2 separate regions of the Homo sapiens genome follow, and region 2 is linked to region 1. A link is a loop called in an ENCODE intact Hi-C map of the cell type or tissue named here. Cell type or tissue: PC-3. All regions are shown on one strand. Each heading gives the region's core, and the rest is flanking DNA. Links, peaks and the distances in the headings are about the cores only. Region 1 overlaps MACROD2 (mono-ADP ribosylhydrolase 2). Region 2 overlaps MACROD2 (mono-ADP ribosylhydrolase 2).

Region 1 (2,922 bases), core at 181-2,680:
GGGCCAGACCTGTGAGCCAAGCCTTCTTGAACCTTTCCACCCTGCCAGCTGCCAACCAAATGCAGCTGAGCGGTGACCTCAGCCAGTGTCACAAGGAGCAGAAGAGACATCCAGCTGAGCCCTTTAAAAATTCCTGACCCACAAGCAGGACTGAATCACTTAACGTTGTCTTGCTTGAGTGCTTTGACCCGCCATCTCCTCCTCCTACCAACTCTTAATTCCGAGGCAAGAGAATCCTCCCAAGAGGAGGCCACTAGTAGCAGAGCTGAAACAAAAGCCTCAGAAGCAGTGGGGAAGCATTTTACCTGCAGCTCTGGAAAACGACCTACTGAAGAAAGTTTCAGATGGGGAAACATTTAGATTTGACCTAAATGGGGAAAAAAAGTTTATAATAGAAGGACAAAAAAAGAAAAAAGAATGATACTCTGAGGTTGGCGAAGAATGCAGTTAATAAATATACGTACAGGACCCCCTGTGTTGGGTTAGCCCTGTGCCGTTTGTGACGGTGGACACAATATAACTACTTTTTTTTTTTTTAATAGACACAGAGCCTTGCTGTGTTGTCCAGCCTGGAGTGCAGTGGCATGTTCATAGCTCACTGCAGCCTTTAACTCCTGGACTCAAGCGATCCTCCCACCTCAGCCTCCTGAGTAGCAGGGTCTACAAGGCACATGCCACCAAGCCTGACTGATTTTTTATTTTTTTGGAGAGAAAGGGTCTTGCTTTGTTGCCTAGGCTGGTTTTGAACTCCTGGCCTAAAGCAATCCTCCCACCTTAGCCTCCCAAACTGCTGGGATTACAGGCATAAGACACCACACCTGGCCTGAATATAATATGAGAACCTGGGGTGGCTCTGCATGCCACTTAAATTCAGTGTTCTAAATGGCATATTTACAAGTACTACATGATTATCTGATATTTTCCCTGTTCTGGTTCTCCATGAAGGAAACAGCATTGGCCTTTGCTCTAGGGAGGAAATAGTCACTTCTGCTGTTCTTGCTGTCTTAACAAGGCCAAGTTGGTGCAGGAGCATGTGCCAAAAACTTAGCCAATATCTGTCCCTTTCCTCCCACCAAATGGACTCTGAGTCAAGCAGGAAAAATCTGCCAGCTTCTCTGTCTCCCTCAAAAGACAGACCTTTTAACACATTTCACAATAGCCATGAAGTTTGCAGGTGACAAGCTTCCTTTGAAAGTACTCTGGTTACCACATCTTCTACAGAGTAGGGGTAGGGAGATTACTTATGAAGTGAGGAAGATAAGAAGGGAAAGAAAAACAGCAGTTAAATTACAGAAAGGTGAGGAATTGGTTCTAATAGTTGTAAATGCATAAGAAGGAAATCCATGGTCAGACCCTGAAATCCAGCTTTCTAATAGTAACAACCAGTCTGGCAGTTTACCTAGTCTACTGCTTCTGGGTTTTTACCCTTAGTTCCTTGTGTGCTACCCCCCTCCCTAGAACAGACATCTGAGTGGCATGCTTTTGTTTTCTCTTTGAGTCTCAGCGGCACTGTTTTCTATTTGCAGTATTTCTGCCCTGGGGAAGCAAACTCAAGAAACACTTGGCACATTTATCACAGAGCAAATGCTTTCTAGAAGAATGCTGGATTTGCCATTCCAGTAACATGTCCTCAGATAAAACGGTCCAGGTATATTGCTTTCATCAATTTCCAAGACAGTGCATCCTCAAATCCAGCAGGGGGAACCAATGTAGAAGGCTTATTTTCCAAGCCCAGCATATGCATTCTTGGGCAATTAGATTAGTATTCATTTCATTCTTTTAGAAGGACATTTTGGCTGGCTTATAACTTTCCATCCATTTTAAATGCTGCAAATGGGTGAGTTCTTAGTGAAATAGGGGGCTTCCACTGGTAGAAAAAGCAAGGCACATTAACACAGTTACCCGTAAGTCTTTGATAAGGACAAGCTTTCTTTTTTATCAGCCTTGTCTGTCTAGCTATCGTCACAGGAAGCACATAAACAATGAAAAATTAAGTAGAGGGATGTGTAAACTTGAGGTTTCCAGAAGGGATTTTAAAAGCCTTACAATAACGGTGAAGAAATATAGGGAAGTGCGAGGCTATTTTGTTAGCTTAAATAATGCCACATAGAAGCTAAATGTTCTCAGTTAATATTCCTTTAAGATCACATATTTATTTCAGATGATAAATTTCCATAGCATTCATGTCGAGTGTGATATAACACTTTACTTTCCCATGCTGAAAAAGCACAGAAACCTGTGAGAATTCTACTGGTTGTGTCCTTCTAATTTCTCCCATATTAGTACTCTGCCTCCTACTCTTTCAACCAATATTTATCAAATGTGTACTGTTTGCAAGAACATTTCAGAAATTTTATAGAAATAAAATAAGAGGCTCCTGCTGCAACGTGACTATGATAAGAAAGCAGTCCATGTTTGACTCTACATGGGAGAGTTTTGTAAGGGCAAAATCTCAACAACATGATCACGGATTGCTATCCTGATATTTGTAGTTCCTTTTGTGAACGCTACATGGTGACAGGAAGATAAACAAGACGTAAGTCTAAATAAATCCATCGCTATACTGGGGAAACAATCTGATGTGTACTTCCTGCTGGTATACTGCTGTCTTTTCTTCTAAAGGTCTATAGATTTCTGGGCACAGACAGACTACGGACAATTCAAAACCAGTGCTTTGCAGATTAGATTATTGGTCTTAATTCTTCAGTCCCCTATAATAAGATTGTGTGTATATGTGTATATATATATATATAAAATCAGTGTCCTCCCACTGTGAGCAGAGAATATTTCCATGCCATTGATGTTGGACTTGACCATGGGACTTAATTTAGCTAATGAAATGCTAGTGGAGAGAATGTGAGCAAAGGATTTACATGCACTGCATAAAAGGATTTGTTGCTTGTGTTCCTGACATTTGCCATG
Region 2 (2,922 bases), core at 135-2,634, 230 kb after region 1:
GCCATGATTCTCTTCACTACTTTTATTTTCCATCTACTTTCAACTCCTATTCTATTTTATGTCCATTTTATGTCCATCTTCTAGCACCTTGCTACTCAAAAGTTGTTCCATGGACCAGGAGCCTCAGCATCACCTGGGAGCTTGTTAGAATGGCAGCATCTCAACCCCACCTTATACCCACAGAATCTCAATCTGCATTTAACTAGGTCCCTACATGATTCATATAAATATTTAAGTTTGAGTAGTACTGCTCTGGTAGACACTGATCTCTAACATCTATCAAATACACCATATTAATATTACTCATACTATATTATGTACTACAATACAGCTCAATCTCTAACGGAGGGTTTTTTTTCAATGCCTTATGCAGGTTTTTGTAGTAGTAGTGGAGGATTTCCTCGAATAGGAAGAACTGAGTTCCTCAGAATGTTTTATTTGTGAACAGGAATTATTTCCTATCTGTGAGTAACTGCTAAAATGTGTGATATTGATAATGAGACCACAGGAGAACAATGGAAGATGCAATTTCTTCAGGCTAAAGGATTCAGAGAAGGTGTCACGGGGAAGATGGAACAGAAATGAGCATTAAAAGGTGGTTAGATTTAGGAAATTAAATAAATAAATAAATAAATAAATAAACAAACAAACATTTCAAATAGGAAAACAATAGCAAAGGCAAAAGCCCTGACTAGAGTAGGAGGGGTTAGGATGGTGTGGCTCCAAGATGGTGTCAGTCATTCTCACCCCCTGGTATTCATGCTCCTGTGTCATTACCACTTTAATTAAGACTGATCTGTGTCAAAAATATAATATTGCTGAAATAATAGAGTGTGATTTCTGGGGCTATATCTTAAAAGACACTGTAAAGTAAATTTTAAAAATTTACAAAATAAGACATCGTGGCTTATGTTTTCTTTTCTTGCCTCACTTGCTCTGTGAGGAGTAGCCTCCGTGGCATGAGGTGAGGTCCAAAGCAATACCAGCACCAATTTGCCAGCTCAACGGTGCATTCACTGTATGAGGATCCTGTAGACCCAGCTGAGCCTTCAGATGAATAATCCAGATCAGCATTGTAAGTGCAACTTCATGAAACACCCTAAAGCAAGAACTACCAAAATAAGCCACTCCCCAGACTCTGCCCCACGGAAACTACAAGATTTAAAAAGGAAAATCTATTATTGTGTTAAGAACACAATTTTGAGATAATCTGTTATTAGTCATCAGTAACTCATATTAGTAGCAAATAATCAATAAAGTTTATTTGGAAGATGGTGAGTCAATCAGTGTGGCTTTAGTGGAGAGTTTATAGACTGGGGGTTGTAAGTTAAGATACCTCCAGGGTTCTGGCAGAAGAATTACAAGAGTGAAGTGACTCCTTCCTGAGTCAGAGAGAAAATAGGAAGTGACAGAGGCTGTGTCAACATGGTAAGCCCATTGCTATCTCCATTCTGGGCAGGTCCATGCAGAGCTGAGACTGTGGGAAATGTCAGGTGGAAGATATAGTAGTGGTCATGGTTTGGTGTCACAATGTGGAATAATTAGAACAGATCTTTATTCTGTCAAGAAGGGTATCTCCTAGGTTTTCTTGCAGAATTCTAATAGCTTGAGGTCTTACATTTAAATCTTTAATCAATCTTGGATTAATTTTTGTATTTGGTGAAAGGCAGAGGTCCAGTTTCATGCTCTGCATGTAGCTAGCCAGCTATCCCAGCACCGTTTATTGAATAGGGTGTCCTTTCCCCATTGCTAATTTTTGTCAACTTTGTCAAAGATCAGATAATTAATTGCAGGTGTGTGGCTTTATTTCTGGGTTCTCTATTCTGTTCCATTAGTCTATGTGTCTGTTTTGTACCAATACTATGATGTTTAGGTTACTGTGGCCTTATAGTATAGTTCGAAGTTGGATAACGTAAAGCCTCTGGCTTTGTTCTTTGGCTTAGGATTGCTTTGTCTATTTTGGCTCTTTTTTTGTTTTTCAGTTCCATATGAACTTTAGAATAGTTTTTTCTAATTCTGTGAAAAATAACGTTGATTTTCCTTGGCAAAGAATTTATGGCTAAGTCCCCAAAAGTGATAGCAACAGTAAAAACTGACAAGTGGGATCTAATTAAACTAAAAAGCCTCTTGACAGTAAAAGAAACTATCAACAGAGTAAACAGATAACCTACAGAATGGGAGAAAATATTCACAAATTATGCATTCAACAAAGGTCTAATATCCAGAATCTATAAGAACTTAAACAATTCAACAACAGCAACAACAACAACAAATCCCTTAAAAATGGGCAAAGGATATGAACAGACTCTTCTCAAAAGAAGACATACAAGTGGCCAAGAAACACATGAAAAAATACTCATCATCACTAAACGTCAGAGAAATGCTGATCAAAACCACAATGAAATATCATCTCACACAAGTCAGAATGACCATTAACAAAAACTTAAAAAAATAACAAGTGCTGGCATGGTTGCAGAGAAAAGGGAATACTTATACACAGCTTGTGGGAATGTAAATTAGTTCAGCCACTGTGGAAAGCAAGTTGGAGATTTCTCAAAGAACTTAAAATAGAAATACCATTTGACCCAGCAATCCCATTACGGGGTAGATACCTAAAGGAAAATAAATCACTCTACCAAAAAGATGCATGCACTTGTATGTTCATCACACCATTGTTCACAATAGCGAAGACATGGAATCAACCTAGATGCCCATCAATGGTAGACTGGATAAAGGAAATGTGGTACATATACACTCTGGAATACTACATAGCCATAAAAAAGAATAAAACCATGTCTTTTGCAGCACCATGGATGCAGCTAGAGGCCATTATCATAAGCAAATTAATGTAGGAACAGGAAACCAAATACCACATGTTCTCAGTTATAAGTGGGAGCTAAACAGTGAGTACTCGTGGATATA

Evidence for each region. Peaks named below come from ENCODE experiments on the same cell type or tissue, not always from the same donor. Only the 100,000 strongest peaks of a DNase experiment are listed, where the experiment ranks them.
Region 2: a loop joins it to region 1, with 4 times the contacts of the local background. A loop is called at or near these places in 6 of 110 quality-filtered maps.

Annotation. Positions count from the first base shown.
Region 1 is chr20:15,929,262-15,932,183 of GRCh38, reverse strand. The region is part of intron 10 of MACROD2 (mono-ADP ribosylhydrolase 2); the gene reads right to left. The region is part of intron 1 of LOC613266 (a long non-coding RNA gene); the gene reads left to right. Among named protein-coding and RNA genes, the nearest start is that of KIF16B, 640 kb to the left of the region's middle. In PC-3, for the core only: a CTCF peak has its summit at 1,681 (motif pointing right); DNase peaks (open chromatin) are centred at 1,093 and 1,683.
Region 2 is chr20:15,701,861-15,704,782 of GRCh38, reverse strand. All of the region lies in intron 8 of MACROD2 (mono-ADP ribosylhydrolase 2), which reads right to left. Among named protein-coding and RNA genes, the nearest start is that of MACROD2-AS1, 770 kb to the right of the region's middle. In PC-3, for the core only: no CTCF peak of the experiment used is centred there; a DNase peak (open chromatin) is centred at 1,372; H3K27ac peaks cover 2,154 bases.